Linked DNA regions of Homo sapiens: region 2 is linked to region 1. Evidence: chromatin loops called from intact Hi-C (ENCODE). Cell type or tissue: OCI-LY7. All regions are shown on one strand. Each heading gives the region's core, and the rest is flanking DNA. Links, peaks and the distances in the headings are about the cores only.

Region 1 (16,355 bases), core at 5,918-10,917:
GCGGGCGCCTGTAGACCCAGCTACTCGGGAGGCTGAGGCAGGAGAACGGCGTGAACCCGGGAGGCGGAGCTTGCAGTGAGCCGAGATCGCGCCACTGCACTCCAGCCTAGGCAACAGTGACTCCGAAAAAAAAAATTCTCGTATCATGTTTAGAAGTTCAAAAATATCTTCAACATTTTTCTGTCTTGTTTATTTAAACAACAAGTCCCTGTCCTTTTAGAGTCAGCTTTGGCATGTGTCACCCTGGAACAGGGATTTTGTCATCTTTTTGTAGTCACAGACCCCTTCGAGAATCTGGGCAAATGATGTAGATACCCTCCTCAAATAAAAAAAAAAAGACATATGCATATGTTCATACACTTTCACAATTTCAAAGGGTTCATGCGCCCCCTGAAGCCCATCTGTGGATCCCAAGTTAAAAACACCTGTTCTGGATCCCAGAATGAAACCTATTTTGGAGAGGGTCCTAGAGGCTTCAGTGATAACACCAAATGATCATTTTGCATTTTAAATAGGTTTGAAGACCTCAATGCATTAAGAAGAGAATCTCGAAAATGACATAACTTAGAAGCATTAGTGGGGGCCCTGCTAGCTGAGATCTCGGAGAGAAGGAGGAACTGGCAGGGAAGTGCTAGCAAAATCTTTGTAAGGGACAGATACTTTAATACTCAAGAAGTTACATCTTAGGCTGGGCGCGGTGGCTCACGCCTGTCATCCCAGCACTTTGGGAAGCCGAGGCGGGCGGATCACCTGAGGTCGGGAGTTCGAGACCAGCCTGACCAACATGGAGAAACCCCATCTCTACTAAAAATACAAAATTAGCTGGGCGTGGTGGCGCATGCCTGTAATCCCAGCACTTTGGGAGGCCGAGGTGGGCAGATCACCTGAGGTCGGGAGTTTGAGACCAGACTGACCAACATAGAGAAACCCCATCTCTACTAAAAATACAAAATTAGCCGGGCGTGGTGGCACATGCCTGTAATCCCAGCTACTCGGGAGACTGAGGCAGGAGAATCGCTTGAAACCGGGAGGCGGAGGTTGTGGTGAGCCAAGATCGCGCCACTGCATTCCAGCCTGGGCAACAAGAGCAAAACTCCATTTAAAAAAAAAAAAAAGTTAGGTTTCCATGAAAGTTTAGCCTGTAATTCATGAATACTACCACAAGGTGGGAGTGCTGCAGTCATACGTCTCTTCTAGGCAAGCTTCTGTGTGCATACTTGTGGGTTCCAAAACTAAACCAATAATTTTCCACTCCACTTTTTTTGATAACTCAAGAACAAACACAGAGAGCCAAATACTCACCTATGAAGTGCACATTGCTGATGTGGGCATTGGGGATAGAAAGATAAAGAAGACACATTCCATTCTTTTTTCTTCCTCAAGTAATAATTTGCCATCATGAGGCTCGATTTTCATTCCTCAAACTCTTTCAACCATTTTCTCTTTCAGAGTCAGGTAATGAGTACCTATATACCTTTCCTTTCACTTTTGTAAAATCTGTGTGAGATATACCTGGCATTTTTCCTCCCGGATCTCTTGAACTCTGAGATGATGTAGTCTCTTTTCTCTGATTAATCAAAACAAAGAATTATTTATTAAACTAGCTCACTACGATACAGATGAAGAAATATTACTAGTCACCAAGGAGTTCACTAAGCTGTCTTCATAAGCTAATGGTAGAGTTCCTAGATGTGCCATCTCTCTGTCATCCCACCACCAAACATATATACACAGCCACTCTTTAGGCTATTGAGAGGTAGGTCTGCTTCCACGAGGCAATTTGGCTGAGGCCTTGAAGGAAATTTCTCTGATTCTCTCTCAACGTACTTGCCTTCCCTTCTCTGAATTGCCAAGCCCTTATGGTCAGGCATTTAGCATACATTACCTAGTATTTCAGCTACTTGTCTCCCCAGGACAGGGGTGTGTTTCCTTCTGTTGGGGCATCTTTAGCAAAATGCTCAATAAGCAGCAGTGGTCAAATGCACCAATCAGCAGGATGTAAGCAGTCAGAGAAGAGTAGGGGGTGGGCACACTGGGCAGAAGGAATCACAAGCACAAAAACACCTAGGCAGAAAACTCCAGGCCCTCACAGGAGACGATGGTTCCTCCCATTGTGACCAGGGAGGTGTCACGAAGATGGAGGAAGACAGAGGGCTGGAAGGGTAGGGAGAAGACAGACTAAAGGGACTTTGAGTGCCAACTTGAAGCACCTGGATTTGGCTCAGCAGGCAAAGGGGAGCCAGCGAAGGTTCCAGGTAAAGAAGATCTCAGCAAGATGCAGAAAAGGCAGTGTGAGTGAGCAAGGAGCAGTGGGAACACACTACACCGATTCAGGGGTGAGATCATAGCAGGTGCAACTGTGCAGTGCCCTTGACAATGACAAGAAGTGGACTTGAATGAGACAGCGAATGGAAGAATAAATTAACAGGACCTGGTAGCTGCATACGGGGTGGCCAAAGAGAGTGACCTGGGGCCTGTGTGGAATGAAATGAAAAGGCTTTGCGGCCAAGACTCACATTCAAAAGAGTATCACATGCAAACTTTTGTCTCCAATTTGAACATACAATTACAAAGACACACACAAACAAGATTCTCTGTAAATACAGACAAATTGATTCCAAAAGTTATATGAAAAGAACACAAAAAAACCCCAACTTGAATAGCCAACATTTTTTAAAAAAGGAAATAAAAATGGCAAGACTTACATGACCTGATTTTAAGACATGCTATAAACTATGGTAATCAAGACAATGTGGTATTGGGAAAGGGTAGACATATAGGTCAATGGAGCAGAGTCCAGAAACAGACTCATATAAATATGATCGATTTTTTTTCCAAAAGTGCAAAGACAATTCAGTGGTATATTTTCAACAAATGGTAGGCTGGGCATGGTGGCTCATGCCTGTAATCCTAGTACTTTGGGAGGCCAAGGCGGGAGGATCGATTGAGCCCAGGAGTTTGAAACCAGTCTGAGCAACATAGCAAGACCCTGTCTTAAAAAACAAACAAACAAACAAAGATGCTGGGACCAGTAGACAGACATATACTTTAAAAATGAACGTATAACTCCCAACTTATATAAAAATTAACCTAAGATGGATCATAGTCCTAAATATAAAATGTGAAATCATAAAACTCTCATAAGAAAACATCAGGAAAAATCTCTGTGACCTTGAGTTTGCCAAAGAGTTCTCAGATATAACACCAATATCATCCACAAAAGAAAACAAGATAAACTTAACTTCATGAAAATTAACAACTTTACTCTGCTAAGGACACTGTTAAGACAGTGAAAATTCAAGCCACAGAATGGGAGAGAAAATATTTGCCAATCATTTGTCTGACAAAGAATTCGTATCCAGAATATATAAAGAACTGTCAAAACTCAATGAGAAACACACAACCTGATTTTTAAAAATAGACAAAAAGGGCTGGGCGCAGTGGCTCACACCTGTAATCCCAACACTTTGGGAGGCCAAGGCAGGCGGATCATGAGGTCAGGAGATCGGGACCATCCTGGCTAACATGGTGAAACCTCGTCTCTACTAAAAATACAAAAAATTAGCCAGGCATAGTGGCAGGTGCCTGTAGTCCCAGCTACTCGGGAGGCTGAGGCAGGAGAATGGTGTGAACCTGGGAGGTGGAGCGTGCAGTGAGCTGAGATCGCGCCACTGTACTCCAGCCTGGGCCACGTAGTGAGACTCCGTCTCAAAAAAAAAAAAAAAAAAAATAGACAAAAAGTTTGAAGCAACATTTCACCAAAGAAGTTATTCAGATGACAACACACACATAAAGACATGCTCATCATTTAGTCATTAGGGAAATACAAAATTAAAATAACCATGATGTATCCTTACAGACCTAGTAGAATGGCTATGGCTAAACATTTTTTGAATACCTGACAATACCAAGTGCTATCAAGGATGTAGGAGCAACTTTCCTATGTTGTTGGTGGGAATAATAAATAGTACAGCAATTCTGGAAATGGTGTGTCGGTTTCTTATAGTTATGTATACACTTACCACACAACCTCACATTCCCACTCCTGGGTATTTATTCTAGAGAACTGAAATTTGTTCATACAAAAATCCGTCCACAAATGTTTATAGCAGCACAATTCATAATCACCCAAATTGGGAATAACCCAAATATTCTTCAATTGGTGAACAAATAAACTGTGATACATCCATACCATGGATAAACAAACCATACAATAAAAAAAAATAATAAAATCAGCCAGGCATGGTGGCTTATGCTTGTAATCCCGGCACTTTGGGAGGCTGAGGCAGGCAGATTACTTGAGGTCAGGAGTGAGAGACCAACTTGGCCAACATGGTGAAACCCCGTCTCTACTAAAAATACAAAAATTAGCCAGGTGTGGTGGCACACGCCTGTAATCCCAGCTATTCGAGAGGCTGAGTCAGGAGAATTGCTTGAACCCAGGAGGCTAAGGTTGCAGTGAGCTGAGATCATGCCACTGCACTGCAGCCTGGGAGATAGAGCAAGATTCTGTCTCAAAATAATAATAATAATAATAATAATAATAAAATAATAAATAATAGAAGTAGCAATAAAAAAGGACAAACTGCAGATGCATGTAACAACTTGGATGGATCTCAAAGGCATTATGCTGAGTCTCAAAAGATTACATACTGTGTGATTCCATTCATATGGCCTTCTGAAAAAGGTGGTAGGGACATGCACTAGGCTAAGTAATGCCCCAAAATGTATTACTGGAGTCTGTGAATGTTAACACATCTGGCAAAAAAGAATTTTGCAGGTGTGATTAAGTATCTGGAGATGGGTCTCTTAATCACAAGTGTCCTTATAAGACGGAGGCAGGAGATTTGACACAGAAGAATTGGTGATAGGAAGAGGGAACTGAGAGAGAGACTTGGAGATGCTAGCCATGGAGATTAGGCTAGTGTGCCCACAAGTCAAGGAATGCTGGCAGCCACCAGAAGCTGGAAGGGGCAAGGAATGGATTCTCCCCTAGAAATTTCAGTGTTGGAAATGTGGCCCTACCGACACCTTGATTGTGGCCCCATGATGTTGAAGTTGTACTTTGGGACTCCAGAACTTTGAGAGAATAAATCTCAGTTTTCGAAGCCACTAAATTTGTGGTAATTTGTTACCTCAGCCACAGGAAATGAATACAGGACAGAAAACAGATCAGTGGTTTCCAGGGCTTGGCACTCCCCAGGGTGCTGCCATGGTTCTGTAGCCTATTTGTAGTGGTGGTTACAAGAATCTAGGCATATGTCAAAATTCATAAAAATTAAACACCAAAAAACTGAATACTACTGTATTTAAAATTTTTAAAAATCAATCAATCAATCATTCAGGCCAAGTGCGGTGGCTCATGCCGGTAATCCCAGCACTTTGGGAGGCCGAGGTGGGCAGATCACTTGCGGTGAGAAGTTCGAGACCAGCCTGACCAATATAGTAAAACCCGTCTTTACTAAAAATACAAAAATTATCTAGGTGTAGTGGCAGGCGCCTGTAGTCTCAGCTACTCAAGAGGCTGAGGCAGGAGAATTGCTTGAACCCAGGAGGCAGAGGTTGCCATGAGCCGAGATCACACCACTGCACTCCAGCCTGGGTGACAGAGCATGACTCCATCTCAAAGAAAAAAAAATCAATCAATCAATAAAAACTTAAAATTAAAAAATCTATATACTGGGGTCTCAAAAGAAGAAGTGGTCCCAGCCTCCTCCAAGCTCTGAGAGGCCCTGGAAGAATGCTGAGGGGAAGCCAGGTCTCCAGCCCGTGTGACTCCAGGGCCATTACAGGAAGTGGAGAAAGGGATTGGTGTGAGGTGTGTGTGTGTGGAGGGGAGGAATCATCAAGCTGTCCTAGACACAGTGAACTTGAGGAGACCTAAGGCTTTCCAGGTGGTGATGTGGAAGGCAGTTGGAAACCATGTCTCTGGGAGAGGCAGAACAGTGTGTAGGAGACACGCGAGTGCACTGATTATGAGCATAGATTTTCACATAACGCAACGTATATGAGCTATGTGGCTTTGGCAAGTTACTTAGCCTCTCTGAACCTCAGTTTCATCTTCTTTAAAATGGGACAATCCTCAAGCAAGGATTCCATGAGGGAACGGCAGTAAACACTTAACCTTGTGCCTGCCACGTGATAGAGCAGGAAACATGAGCTGGGACAATTATTGTCAGGACAGTGATTGACCTCGAAGTGACTTAGAATTGGATTTGGGATCATTGCAGAGATTCAAGATGGATGCCACAGGAGTGGTGAGGGCCTGCAGAAGAGACTGAAGACTAGAGGGTGGAGGCAGAGCTGGAGATGAGGGGCTGCTCTGGAGGCAGGAGCACAGCCAGGTAGCTGAAAGAGGATGCAATGGTGTGTATTCGTTTGCTAGGGCAAACTAATATGTTTGCTGCCATAACACAGTACCACAAACTAGGTAGTTGAGAACAACAGAAATCTATCTCACAGTTCTGGAGGTCAGAAGTCTGAGATCAAGGTCCGTGGAGTTGGTTCTTTCCGGGGGCTCTGAGGGAGAAATCTGTCCTGTGCCTCTTCCAGTAGCTTCTAGGTGGTTCTGGGGTGCTGCTATAACAAATACTTAAAAATGCAGAGGTAGATTTGGAATTGGATAATGGGTGGAGGCTGAAAGCATTGGAAGGCGCATGACAGAAAAAGCCTAGATTACCCTCAAAGAGATTGTTGCTAGAAATATGAATATCTCTCTCTCTCTTTTTTTTTTAACCTTTGTGGAAACAGTCTCACTCTTGCCCAGGCTGGAGTGCAGTGGTGCGATCCGGCTCACTGCCACCTTCACTTCCTGGGTTCAAATGATTCTGGTGCCTCAGCCTCCCAAGTAGCTGGATTACAGGCACCCACTACCATGCCTGGCTAATTTTTCTTTTTCTTTTTCTTTTTTTTTTTTAGTAGAGATGAAGTTTCGCCATGTTGGCCAGGCTGGTCTCAAACTCCTGGCCTTGAGTGATCAGCCCATCTTGGCCTCCCAAAGTGCTGAGATTACAGATGTGAGCCATGGTGCCTGGCAGCAATATGAATGTTAAAGGTGCTTCCAGTGAGGTCTCAGACAGAAATGAAGAGCACGTTGAAAACTAGAGGAAAGGCGATCCTTGTTATATTACCTCAGAGCTGGGGGAGAATAAACCTGGTGGTCTCTGTGCATCAATTGTCCAGCAGACCTGAGGGCTCTAATGTCTGGCTATAGTATTGCACCATGGGGCCAGCATGAGGCTCAACAGAGGAGGACAGGAGGGACATGGTCCCAGCTCCTGGTGGGGAATTGCTGGGATCTGGGGAGCTTTGCAGACAAGATGAATTTCTTAAAGGCAAAGGGTGATGAATCCTGAGGGCCTGTCTCTGGGGTCCCTCAACTGCAAATTCCTTCTTCCCACTCTCCTCTTCACCTTTGTCTCCCACAAACTCCCCAGCGCTGCTTTCTCCTGGCAGAAGCCTTCCAGCCTCACCCCTCTCTGCCCAGGGCTTTTTGCAAAAGGTGTCTCACAAGCCCTCGCAACAGCTCCTGAGGCCTGTGGGATGGGAACTGTGAGTCTCATTTTATAAACAAGAACATGGAGGCTCAGAGAGGTTATCAGACTTATCCAAGTCACACAGCATGTTGAGGACAGCAGTATTCACGCCCTGGTCTCTATACTCCCAGGCCGGAGCTGGACACACCGCACCACGTGGCTTTGGTTTCTGATGGTTCTTGCTTTGGGAGCCTTGGCCTGAAGGAGAAAGGGAAGCCAGAGGCAGATTCCCTGAGTTATCTGGTTCTGATCCCAGCCAGAGAGCATCTGGCTTTGGGGGAGGTCTTCGTCCTCCAGGCACTTAGAGCATCCCCACTGCAGGGACAGGACGCTTCGGCTTTGCTGGCGGCATGACCACAAGGGGGCAGTGGCGCTGCATGTGACGATCTACGGGCGGGAGGGACTCGAGGTCTCCAGAGACGGGCAGGTGGCTCTGCTTCCCTGCGACACCCTCAGAGCCCCCAGCTGCCAGCATCCTGCCCAGACACCTCTCCTCCAATGAGCGCTCATCAGCCTTCAGAATACATAACTTTGACTCTCAATGGTCTCTTCTGGGTTTCCCTTAGCTGGGGCGGGGCTTGCTGCTGGAGAAGCCTCCATCTCCCACCACAAACTCCCACATTCAGCCCCGACTCGAAATTACTGGAGTCCCCTTCACTCCATGCTTCCTCCTCCTTCTCTCCCCTTCCTCGGGAGCTTAGAATTTGAAGAGGACAGCTCCTCCAGGTGTTCTCAAAGTGGGTTCCACAGAGCCTGTGAGATCCCTAAGGGAACCCCCTAGGAACGTGTGGGGAGCAAGGTGGGCTGGACAGGGACTTGGAACTGTTGGAAGAAGAGTCCAAAAGTCCATGCCCACACAACCGGCTGAGACTCTGTCACCCGTCCCACAGTCATTAACCAAGCACCTGCTATGGGCTGGGCATCTAGACACTCGGGAGACAACAGAGAGCAAAACAAAGATCCCAGCCTTTGAGAGACTTAAATGCCATGGGGAGTTCTGTTTGTTCTGCATCAAAGCAAAAATGATAAGAGAGATAATTTACAAACCCAGCACACATCACCTAATTGTATGGCTGCTGGGCCCAGGCAGCACCCTCCTTGTGATCTTTCTTTTCTTCTTATTCCTGGTCCTTCTCTTCCATCTTTCCTGGCTCCTGGACACCTCCTTCAAGGCAAGAGCTCATGACAGGCAAGAAGGGACCCACACAGGGCAAGGGATGAGTGGGGAGAGAGCTTGCCACATGGGGAAGGGCAGGAAGAGGGGATGCCAGAGGCCCCGCGGTAAAGCCCCTCGGCCCATCACTCAGCCCATGAATCTGGTGTGCTGGAGCCTGAGGAGTCAAGAAGAAGGACTGCTTGGCAGGGACGGCCTTAGTCCAGAGACCTCACACTCCAACCCTCTCTGCCCCACAGCAGCGGGAAGGGAAGAGTGAGGGAATGGGATGGAGGGGCAGCACTCAGTGGGCAGAGTCTGGGCAGACCTTGGGGAGTCCCAGAGTCATGTCTGTTAAGAAGATCCAAGCCAGACCTCCCTGAACTCCAGCCCAGAAACAGACTGCTGTTCCCTGAGTGTTTCTACAGAAGCTGCCGAAACTCAGGGAAAGTGAACTCATCCCACACGTGTGGGAGACACATATGCAGAGTACAAAACAGTCCTCAGGGGACCAGCTTCTCAGGGAGCCCCAGTCTGATGGAGACACAGCCCCGTCCTCAGGGAGCCCCAGTCTGAGGGGAGACACAGCTGCATCCTCAGGGAGCACCAGTCTGAGGGAGACACAGCCTCGTTCTCAGGGAGCCCCAGTCTGAGGGGAGACAGAGCCCCGAGCTCAGGGAGCCCCAGTCTGAGGGGAGACACAGCCCAGTCCTCAGGTAGCCCCAGTCTGAGGGGAGAAGCAGCCGCAGTCTGGAGTGGAGAGAGACTCCACCTCTAGCGTCTTGGATGGGCTATTCCTGTCCCTCCCTGCCGCTGTCTTTCTGCCTCTCTATTCCTTTTTCTCTCTCATGTAAGTGCATTCACACAAACACATCTACACACACACAACCATATGCAGACATTCAGAAAGAAGTCTTAAAAGCACTCAAGACTACATCTCAATATCTGCGAAGAGCATAGCTCAAACTCCAAGCACAAGACCAAACCCACCTCTCTGACTGTGTCGTGAGTCAGGAAAGTCCTTGAGGTTGAGCTGCCAAGAGTGAGGTCCAAGCCTCACTGGAACTCACGGGCTTTGAATCCTGTTGCACCCTCTGAGGGTTTGAGAGTGAGAGCCCTCACCTGCTGACCTATCCTCATCTGCATGGTAACTTTCTAGCTCTGATACTGGGTCAGACTGCAGAGGAAGCAGATCCTGAGGACTAGGAGCACTTAAAGTGACTGAGAACATCGAGGGATGGGGTGATGTGGGATAGTGAGGCTGACCACCCAGCTGTCCAAGCTCCCTATGGGAGGCCAGGCCAAGAAGTAAAGAATACCCCCGCCCTCGTACCTCCCTCACACACATGCTTGTCTTAACTCCCAGAGCCCTGGGCGCCAACAGGAGTTAGCACCCTCCAAGGTTCTGTCCCATGGTTCTTGTTTGGGCCTCTGTGCAGGGGGGGGTCAAGGGCCTGGGCAGGAGGGACCCTAAATGGGTTCTGGTCCAATAATATTTGGAAACTACCCTTTTTGTCACTTGCATGACCCTAGTCACTTTCTGTTGCAAGAAAAGGGACACCCCAATTCATTCATAAACATCATGGAAAGCAGAAGAATTAACACTGTTCAAATGAGAGGTGGAAGAAAGGAAGAATTCATGAGTGATCTAGGGACGTAGAGAAGCTCCGAAATCAACTTTTCTAGCACTCTTTAAACTCAAGACTGATTCCCTTCCTTGCAGTCTGGTCCAGAGGCAGAGGGATGAAACACTGACATCTCTAACTCCTAAGGCTCAAAGTGGCAAGATCACCTATCCCTCAGGGACAGTCACGCTGCCAGTGATGTGGAGCTCACTCTCTCTAAGCTCCCCTGGCTTTGCTAGACGGCCCTGTGTGGTGGGATTTGGAATGTGAGGCTGCTGGGACCCCTGTCCTCCACCTGGTCACAGGTGACTCTAGCAAAGAAGAAGGTGGCGTGCTGAGCCATGCGTTCCATTTTACAATGAGCCCCAGAGTCTTCCTGGCTGAGACTGGGAGCTCCTTCTTGAAAGACGGATTTCACAGATGAGATTTTGCTCTGAAGTGGCCCCATTGTGCTTCCAGACGGCACAAGGGAGGTGGGGGTAGTGCGGTGAGGAGGCTTGGCTCTGGGCTGTGCTGTGATGAAGGTACATTCGCCAAGGGCGCTGCCTGGTCCCATCAACAGGGTGGGGGTGGGAGGCGGGTGTCCGGGCCTGGCATGATGCCTCTTGCCTTGGCATTTCCCACGCCTGGATTATGGTTCAGCCAGACTTCCTGTGCAGGTCTGGCCAGTCCTGAGCCCTGGGGGGCAGCGGAAGCTGTGTATGCCCTAGGGCTATGCTGCCTGTCTGGTGGACAAACAAGATGTTTATTCAGTGAAGGCAAAAGGAGAAGCCCAGGGATGAAGCTGCTGGTGCCCTAGCCCTTCCTTCCTGCCTTCCCCCTCCCAATGCCACACACACCCCAATCCAAAGCTCAGAGCACTAGAGTCAGAGCCCCAGGAAGACACACAGGCACACCCAGATGTCAACACTGAGGACCCCATGGGCAGACAGACACACAGCACACACATACACCCACCGTACAACAAGGGAAACTCTGTGGACAAGTCTATGTTCTCTTTTCTGATATAACCTTCCTACACACATAGCCTTTGTGTTTTAAAGTCAATTAACCCTGGAAAAACACAAAGTTAAAGGGGTGGCGCCGGTCCAAGAGTGTCACAGCAGCCACCAGTGCCAAGACGGAGAATTGGCCTTGAGAGGGTAGGAGGTGGTGGCTGGCAGCAAGGGCAGGGCATCCAGGGTACAGTTGCCAGGTTTGTGGTGTGGCGCCTCTGGGGTGGACAGATTGGGCCTTGATCTTGGATGCTGTCCTGGGAGGCTAATAGGATGAAAGACCTACCTCCCCAGACTAAAGAGCCAGGCTCTGGGGCAAAGAAGAAGGTGGCGTGCTGAGCCATGCGTTCCATTTTACAGGGAGACCCAGAGCCTTCCTGGCTGAGACTGGGAGCTCCTTCTGGAAAGACAGATTTCACAGATGAGAGGCAGAACAGAGCAGAGCAGGGAAGTGGACAGATGGACTCCTAGAGGGAATCTGGGGCCCTCTAGGGCTATGCTACCCACAAGTGTGGTTCATGCACCAGCAGCATCTTAGAAATGCAGAATCTTGGGTCAACCCAGACCTACTGAATCAGAGACTGGTTATTCATATACATATGAAAGTTTCTGAGGCACCTCTCTAGGAGCTTCCTGGACCCTGGATGAGAGTTTTCCCCTGGGTAAGTCATGGATTACAACATCACTCCTGGTAGACTGTACTCTTGGGTTTGGAAGACACCTTAGGAGGTCAGCCCAGCTATTTCCCAAGCTCCAGGTGGGGTTACAGCCCTGGCCTTTCAGGTGGATTCATTCATTCATTTCACACGTTTGCTGTGGCACCATTCCAGGCATTAGGGATCAAACAATAAGTAAAAGCCAGACCTGGTCTCTGCCCTTTTGGAGCTCTCAGTCTAGTGGGACTGACAGGTAAGATTTTCCTGAAGAAGTGTCGCTTGAGTTGCATTTTGAAAAGGTCAACTTGGTGAAAAGAGGAGAGAAGCATATTTTAGGCAGTGGAACAGCTCATGTAAAGGCCCTGAGGCGAAACAGTGTATGGCTGGTTTTTAGAACTGAAAGGTCAGTGTGGCCAGGGAGCAGAGAGTGGGGAAGACCCTTGCATCTGATGAGATGAGTGCCTCCAGTAAGGTCTCTGTGCCTGCCATACCCTTTGATTAGTAGGTTACGGAGAACCTTAGGATATTAGAAAGTGAAGGAACCTTGGCCTTCATTCAGGCCAATGCTTTGAACCTGGCTTCAAGCCTCAGCTCCATTATAAATTAACTGTAAATGTGACCTTGGGTCATTGTTTTCTCATCCGAAAAATATCCAGTCAGGGGTGCAAGAAGTGACACCTACTTCGTCTAGACTAGGAGGGTGTCACAGAAGGCTTCATCAAGGAGCTATTTTTATTAGGACACATAATAGGCTGCTATAAAAAGAGACTGCAAATACAGAGACTTAAACAAGAAACACTTTGATTTCTCTCTCATGTAAACGTCTGAGTAGATGGTCCACAATATGGCAACTCAATGGTGGGGGAAGCCATGTGCCTTCTGCCTTATTGCATGGCCACCTTCAGCATATAGCTTCTGTTTCATATGGTCTAAAGTGATTGTTCCAGCTCCTGCCATCACATTTGCACTCCTCTTCCTTTTAAAGGCACTATCCAGAGGTTGCACACGCCATGTCTGCTCATATCTCGTTGGGACATAAGTCAGTCATGTGACCACATGTAGCTGCAAGGGAGTCTGAGAAATGTAATCTTTAGCTAGGGAGCCAGCTACAAATTCAATTACTGTGTAAGAATAGGAGAATGAATATTAAGAGGCAACAAGTAGTCTCTGCCACAGGGGATGACCCAGGGTTTGAAGGTGAAGTTGGGAGCCAGGGCTCTCCAAGCTTCTTCTCTGCCTTGAGCTGCCCTAGCCTGCTTCACTGAATTCAACAGGGCCAGGCTCCATCTTGCTCCATAATCCACCCCTATTCCTGCCAACTTCAGGAAGTCAACTCAGCCTGCAGAGGCTTTGGTAGTGTAGGGTTGCAGTCATGGAGGGTAGGCAGGCCCCATCATACCACACGCTGGGTTCTGGGAGGGTTCCCAGCAGGCTGGTAAGTCAGGCTCGAGATTAGGCAGGTTTCCATGCCTCACACTTGTCAGAGGCTACTGCTGCCACCCTTGCCTTCATGGAAGAGACCAGTCTGGAGTGGGTGGTGGGCTGGCTGTGTTTTCATGACCTGTTCCTGAGCCAGCACCAGGGCTGGTCCCCATAGTCAGGTAACCAGCTGGCAGCAGCAGTTGGGATGGCTCAGGAGCTCTTTCCCACCAGGTTATCTGACTCTGAGAAGGCCAAAACAGCCAACACCAGCAGATTCCAGGGGCTTGGGCCCTGCGGGCTGTCTGGGCAGCTCATCCCAGCCTTTGCTGGCAATGGCTGCCTTTTGGGGCCCCTGCTCTCCATGCTTGTTTTATCTGAGAAGGGTTAGGGATGGGGTGAAGCAGGGGCTATGGTAGAGCAGGGTTTCCCAACTTCAGCATTATTGACATATGGGGCTGGAAAACCCTTTGTTTGCAGGGGGCCGACCTGGGCATTGTAGGACGTTGAGCAGCATCCCTGGGCTCGACCCATGAGATGCCAGTGGCACCCCTACTCCCTCCCACAAGTTGCCAAACGTCTCCTGGGAGTGTGGGTGAATCAATCCTGACTGAAAACCACTGGTGTTGTTGGAAAAGGTCCTGATGTACCAAAGGAAGAAGTCAGGCATGGATGGATGGAGGGAGAGGGAGAGAGAGCAAGAAAGAGAGAGAATGGGGGAAAGGAAAGGGGAGAAACAGGTGGGGGGAGAAAAAAGGGGGAAGGATAGGTACTGAAAGTGAAAAAATAACATTCAAAAGGAAAATAAAAGGAGAAAATAAAAGAAAGAGGCAAGTTTAGAAAGGCCAGGCCCTAGAAGGCAGGGGCTGGAGGTAAGGGTTGGGGGATGTCAAGCAAGTCATCAGACCCCAGGGGTTGTTCTGAGGTCTGGAGATGTGATGGGGCAATGTAGGAGCTGGCCTGGGGCAAAGGGGCCATCTCAGAACTCTAGAGTTGTCAAAATTGAGAACCTGGATTCCCATCCCCTAGCAGCCAGGCCACATAGCAGAGCTTTTAAGGGTCATTCCTTAGCCGGGATCAGCAGGCAGGCCAGACTCCTCAAGCTTCTCCCAGGTCTCTGGATCTCTTAATGGGGTTAGAATTTGGATGTGGGATCTCTTCAATGTTTCTTTTTCACCTACAGAGAATTTTCACCAGTGACTGGGCCATTGCATAGAGGCTGACCGCTTTTGGTCTCTGCTATCTCCTAAAACCCCACTCAGATGTTACTGAGAAGGCATAACCCACAAGGACAAGAAAAGTGAAGTTGTGGGGTAGTCAGCAAAATTCTGGAAACTGAAAAGGGGAAGGACAGTTACTCACCCCCGGGAAGCAGCTGCACCGTAGCTGCCTGGCCTGGAGGTGGGAGGATGGTCAGGATGGCAATGAAAAGCAGGCTGCTTTGAGCTTCGAGCTTAGGGAGCCTCCAATGGCTCAGCGCTTGGAAACACTGGATACCTCAGAAGCGGGTGCCAGGGTGGAGGGCTGAGAGGGACTGGCTGGAAGTGAGTGAAGAAGCAGTGAGAGCCCCAGATCCCCTCCTACTTCTTGCAAAGCCTTCTCCACTATAGCAGAAGATGGGCTGGCTTATAGAGAGGTTAACACAGGTGAGGCTAGAAATTAAGTGCAAGTCTGCACACCAAAAGTAGTTTCCCCAAGCCCTTCCCCACTCAGCATCAGAACATTGGAACTGGTTTATATCTCTGAGCAAATTTGAGGGACTCAGCAAATTACTGGGAAATTGACCCAAGAGAAAGGACCTACAGATGCTGACATTTAGAGGTTTCTCAGTGAAAAAGTGGGCTGGCTACCAAGTTTACTGGGCACCAGCCCTGTTCACATACAGTCAACCCTCGAACAAGACGGGTTGAACTGTGCAGGTCCACTTATACACGGATCTTCTTCTACCTCTGAGACAGCAAGACCAGCCCCATGTCTTCCTCCTCCTCATCCTACTCATTGTGAAGATGACCAGGATGAACACATTTATGATGATCCGCTTCCACTTAATAAATAGTAAACAGGCTGGGCATGGTGGCTCACGTCTGTAATCCTAGCACTTTGGGAGGCCGAGGTGGGTGGATCATGAGGTTAGGAGTTCCAGACCAGCTTGGCCAAGATGGTGAAACCCCGTCTCTACTAAAAATACAAAAATTAGCCGGGTGTGGTGGCTTGTGCCTGTAATCCCAGCTACGCGGGAGGCTGAGGCAAGGAATTGTTTGAACCTGGGAGGCGGAGGTTGCAGTGAGCTGAGATTGCGCCACTGCACTCAGAGTGAGACTCAGTCTCAAAAAATAAAATAAATAAATAAATAGTAAACATATTTTCCCTTCCTCATGATTTTCTTAGCAGCATTCTCTTTTCTCTAGCTTACTTTATTATTAGAATACAGCATATGTCACATATAACACAAAAAATATATGTTAATTGATTGTTTATGTTATCGGTAAGGTTTCCTGTCAACAGTAGCCTATTAGTAGCTAAGTTCTGGGGAAGACAAAAGTTGTACATGAATTTTCAACTAACATGAGTGTTCTTGTACACTCCTTATCCTGCACAGGTGTGAATGTGACTGTAGGATAAACTTGTAGAAAGGGATCACACCCTCTTCCCACACTGTCTAACATGCGCATTCAACCCTAGCCCCCATGTTGTTCAAAGGTCAACTGTAATCAGAGCTTCAGCATTAAATACGAATGGACAACAAAATATCACTAGGTACTGCAAGAGATATGTGAAAAAGAGAAACCAAAATAAACAAGAAAAAATTGTTTTAAATACTCAAGAGATGGTACATAAAATGGAATATTTGGGAGGCCAAGGTGGGTGGATCACGAGGTCAGGAGATTGAGACCATCCTGGCTAACATGGCGAAACCCTATCTCTACTAAAAATACAAAAAATTAGCCGAGCGTGGTGGCATGCACCGGTAG
Region 2 (5,000 bases), core at 1-5,000, 170 kb before region 1:
CTCTTGACCACACGTGATCCGCCAGCCTTGGCCTCCTGCTTCCTTTAACATAGAATTTCCTTCCATAGGTACTCGGGTCCATTTCTGGGCTTTCTATTCTGTTTTCCTTTCTATTTTGTAGCAGTCTGTTTTAAGTTTAGCTAGTCTCCAGTATGTTTTATTATCTGATAGTTATAGTCTCCCCTCATTGCTCTTTTTTTTTTTTTCTGAGCTTGTCCTAGCTATTGTTGCATGTGTGTTTCTCTATTGTTGTCAGAAATTGGTGTTGAATTTTGTTGAATACCTTTCAACATTTATGGAAAGAATCACATGATTTTCCCCTAAACACCTAAAAAGTTAGTGAATTATATTAATGGATTTCCTAACTCAAATTTTCTACAGATAATCTGAAATTAATACCACTGGGTTCGGAGGTATTATTCTCCTAAGGTAGTGATATACTCTATTAATGGTTCATTGGGGAATTTTGCATTGATATTCATAAATAAGAATGGCCTGGAGTTTTTTGTGGCATCTTTATCAGGTTTAATTACTAATCAATGTTATATTTGCTTTGTAAAAATGTGGAAGTTTTTCTAAGCTCTGGAACAATTTATGTAGTATTGGATGCTTTAAAGTTTGGTAGAATTCTCCTGTGAAACCATCTGGGCTCAGTGCTAGTTCTTTGATATCTTTCGTATTTCTCTGTCACCACTGCAGTCAATATTTTGTCAGTTGTGTTCTCCTAGGAAATTATTTGTTTCATCTAGGTTTTCGTATTTATTTTCACAAAGACATGCAAACTAGTCTTTAATCTGGTCTAATAAGCTGGACTCAGTACAATGTGGTAAAGAATGAAATCACTTCTTCCTTACCCTATACTGAGTCCAACCCATTCAATAAAATTGTTACAGAAGTGTGGACATAACACTAGCTCTGTAGACCTTGGTCTGAAATCTGATGACAACTTGAAGCCACTCTCGTGCCTCTCCTAAAGGAATGTACTAGCCTTCTTAATATAATCTATCGAGGCAGCTCTGTTCAACCACTTCACTATGGTGTTGCCAACACATCCCAGAGAAACCACTGAGAAACAGTGGTTATACTGTTATATGGTGGTTATACTTACTTAATACTAAGAAGGAACTTAGTATTGACACAGATGAACACTTCACCAGAGCCAGAGGCTCCTCTTCACAGGGTTCTCCTGCTGTCCGGCTTAGCAGGTTCTCAGTCCTCAGTGGCAAAATCACACTGTGACAGAGTAACAAAATTTGTTGCAAAATGCAAAAGGCTGCAAAGCATGACTTTAATAGCATCACCCTTCAGTGTATGGTCCAGGTAGCAGTGTGATCTAGTATCTCTCATGCTTTAAAGAGCCTTCCCTTCCCTTCACATGCCTATAAATCTATGGCCTATGTTCTACTCACATTTTAACCTCTTTTATAGTCATGTCCACCTTCCCTCCTGAGTAGAGCTCATCTATGCCAATGGCCTTTAAAACATCAATATGCCACATATATGTTGTCTAGACCTTTCCTCTGTGCTCCACAGTCATTTATACAATTTCTATGTGACATCCACTGGCATGTCTTTCAGACAGCTTGACCTTTAAAAGCCCCAAACTGAATCTCCTCCATCTACTTCTCCTCCATCTAAATGGCTTCCTACAGCAGTTAGAATAAAAGACAAGCTCTCTGCCATGTGACAAGGCTCATCTAGAGCACCCATGATGACTAATCGACACCTCGGGTACCCTGTGGGTAAGTCCAGGTGTGTGAGGATGCAGGCCTAGAATAGGGATGATCATGGGGTGGAGTGAAGCTGCAGGACAGGTCTCAAGGGGGGACTGATAGGACTTAGCGAATGCAGAGCAATGGCTGAGAACCTTCTTCTGTAGCTGTTAATCTGTTTCTTGCTGCAAACTGGTGTGTTAGAGAGGACACGGTGAGCCTTCTGTGTTTTGTCAAGTCTCTCTTCACAGCTTTGTCCAGAAGCCCACATGGTGTTGCTGGCATGCATGCTGTAGGATGCCGTAAGCGAGCTTCTCCCAAAATAGTGTCAGGATCTTGCAACCTTTCACCACACTAGTGAGGTCAGGTAGAAGGCCCTGGACCCCTGCCTAAAATGGGGGAGTATATCCACTAGAGCAACTGGCAGGCCTGTAAGACCTTCGTCCTCCTCTGTTCTCTCTTCATCCTTAACTTCCCATATGGTCTGCCTTGGGGTCTCTCTCACCCACCCCTGATCCCCTTTCCCCAGCATGTCTTAGCCCATTTCTGGTTCCTGCTCAGGTGGTTGGCTCTGTTCTGCAGCTCTGTGTTTGGTAATTTTTTTGGTCTCTGAGTACCTAGGTTTGATTCTTCTTTCCTCTGGCTCTGAAATATCTGGTGGATGGAATCCTGGCAAGTGAGCTTGCCTTCTTCAAGGACTTCTCTACGCCCCTTGCTGTTCCCCCACCGGCCACCAGGAAGCAGTAAGCAATAACAGATGAAGCATCCCAGCTGAAACCCACCTCTGGTCCTCACCCAGCTCCAGCAAGATGTAACTCTCCAAGTTCTGAGTGAAATGAAAGAAGGGGTCAAAGATGCCCTGACATTGCTTGTCTGGGAGCTGGGGTAGTGGAGGAGTTGGGAACAGGAGTATGTTGGAGGAGAAGTTACAGAGTTCTGTTGGGGGCATGTTGAGCTGGGAAAGAACATGGGATATAAATGAATGGGGTGAGAAATATGGACTGGAGCCCAGGTGAAAGATTTGAATGCATGTGTGCAGAGATAACAGCTTCAGCCATGAGAGAAGACTCTCTAAGATATGCTGGCTAAGTCTGTGTGAATGTCCCCAGCCAGAGGAATCATTAATTTATCTGACCATCCATGGTGTTCAACAGCATTCTTGCTTCTTTTTGTTTGTTTGTTGTTTTTTGTTTTGTTTTGAGATAGTCTTACCCTGTTGCCCAAGCTGGAGTGCAGTGGTGCGATCTCAGCTCACTGCAACCTCCGCCTCCCAGGCTCAAGCGGTTCTCATGTCTCAGCCTCCCGAATAGCTGGAACTACAGGCATGTGCCACCAGGCCCGGCTAATATTTGTATTTTTAGTAGAGACAGGGTTTCACCATGTTGGCCAGGCTGGTCTCGAACTCCTGACCTCAAGTGATCCACCCACCTTGGCTTTCCAAAATGCTGGGATTATAGGCATGAGCCACGGTGCCCAGCCATCACTTGATGATAGGCTATAATTGGGCCATGATGGAGAACTCGATGCCCCCTGTTTATTGGAATCTTCACTCTGAAGTTAGCATCCATAAATTTGAGAGAAGAGGGAGATTTGGGCAGGGCGAATCACAAGTCTCTCTCCTCAGTCCTTGCATAAGAATGCAGAATCTCTGAAGTGGAGGGGGAAATCAAGGTGAATAAATGCTTTAAAATAAGTAAAATCTCTCTCAAGAGTTTAGATAGCATAGTGATAAGAACCATGAAAATACACAGTTTATTCACATTTTATTATGTAGATTTATAAGGTACCAAAGACTCTGCAAATTCAACTCTTTCAATGTCAAAAATGGTTGCTTATTTTCACTCTTTTTCTCATCAGTGGTTATGCATGTTTCTTTACTTTCTGAAATTTATCAAATGCCTTATTACAACCTTTATATTCATTTCAATGCAATACAAATTGAAATGTATTCCCTTGAGTATTTGAGGACACTTTTGAGATTTAGATTTTTTGAAAAATTTATGCTCATTGATATTTCATGTGCAAAGACGTATGTAAATCTAGACTGATTTGGATATTATGGTGCACTAATATCTCATTAGGTAGTTGTTTATTTCATAGACAGCTCTGTTTTTCAGTTGTTTTGCATTTCTATTATCCATGACCCTGACTTCCCAGAACCACCAAGCTACAAGGGCAATCTGAGCTTCTTCCCATATTTACTCTAAAGAGAAATTTTCTTCAAGAAATAACTTAGAACCAACCCTCAAGGAATATTATAGCTCTTGTTCTTCATCTCAGAGCATTTATGAGGACTGTTCTCCTGAAAGCCCTTGGGCTTTTGTGGCATATAGAGAGATTTGCAATTCTCTGTTATAGCTAGCTAACTAGGCTTCTGCCTTTCATATCTTTGCAAACATAAAATCACATTGTGGAAAAAGAAATGTGAGTTGTTCAGCCCTGGAATACCAGGGAATGACATTCTGTGCATAGTAAAATGTGTGTTGGGGAGAGCTTGGCTAGCTCTTATTCACAGTGGATCAGCTTTTCAAGGCTTCTTCCCAACATCTATGTTTTGAGGCCCGTGTTCAGATCATCTCATAAAAAATTAAATCACTCATCATGAAAGTGATTTATTAGGTGGGATCTAGCAGCAGCAGCATCTCCATCAGCCTCTCCTTGGAGCACCAGTGAACTTGGCCAGAGTCAGCAGAGAGCAAAATGGTCATCTCTGCAATGGTGTGCACTGTTGGGACCTAGCCCCTGGTGCTGAGCACACTTCCACGGAGGGCTCAAGCTGAAGGTGACTGAGAGAGCACCTGAGAATTTGGATATGGGGGCTGTTTTTTTTTTTTTGTAGCTAGAACAGGTAGGAATCATGAACTCTGCTTTTCTTAGCATGAATGGAAATTTACTGTGGTTTTCTTGTCTTTAATCATTAAAGATCTGCATTGATAAAATAATAAGAAGAATAGTTTTACTTCACTCTCAAATTATATCTTTCTGATTCTCCTGTGTTTTGAGGACTATTTATATATGGCACAAAAGGCATTTGCAACCCATTCCTGAATTTTGAAGTAGGGCATGATCACAGTTTTTAAAAGTCATATAAAGTATAAGAAAAATACAAGTAACTCTGAGAGGGGGAATCCTGTGAAAATATCCTATGAAAACAAATGAACTTATCAATTGTCAAAGACTCAAGAAGAGATAGATAGAAAGATAGATATTTCTAATATCTATAGATGTATTTATTATTATATTGTATTGTCATATTATATAATAGATATATAATAATTAGAAATGAAT

The links. A loop is a pair of places that touch in the nucleus more often than their neighbours do. Peaks named below come from ENCODE experiments on the same cell type or tissue, not always from the same donor. Only the 100,000 strongest peaks of a DNase experiment are listed, where the experiment ranks them.
Region 2: it touches region 1 in a loop (2.5-fold over the local background); 10 of 110 quality-filtered maps call a loop at or near these places.

Annotation. Positions count from the first base shown.
Region 1 is chr6:39,158,698-39,175,052 of GRCh38, forward strand. No RefSeq gene overlaps it. Among named protein-coding and RNA genes, the nearest start is that of SAYSD1, 52 kb to the left of the region's middle. In OCI-LY7, for the core only: CTCF peaks have their summits at 7,888 (motif pointing right) and 8,087; a DNase peak (open chromatin) is centred at 7,924.
Region 2 is chr6:38,994,867-38,999,866 of GRCh38, forward strand. All of the region lies in intron 88 of DNAH8 (dynein axonemal heavy chain 8), which reads left to right. Among named protein-coding and RNA genes, the nearest start is that of DNAH8-AS1, 44 kb to the left of the region's middle. In OCI-LY7, for the core only: a CTCF peak has its summit at 2,437 (motif pointing right); a DNase peak (open chromatin) is centred at 2,455.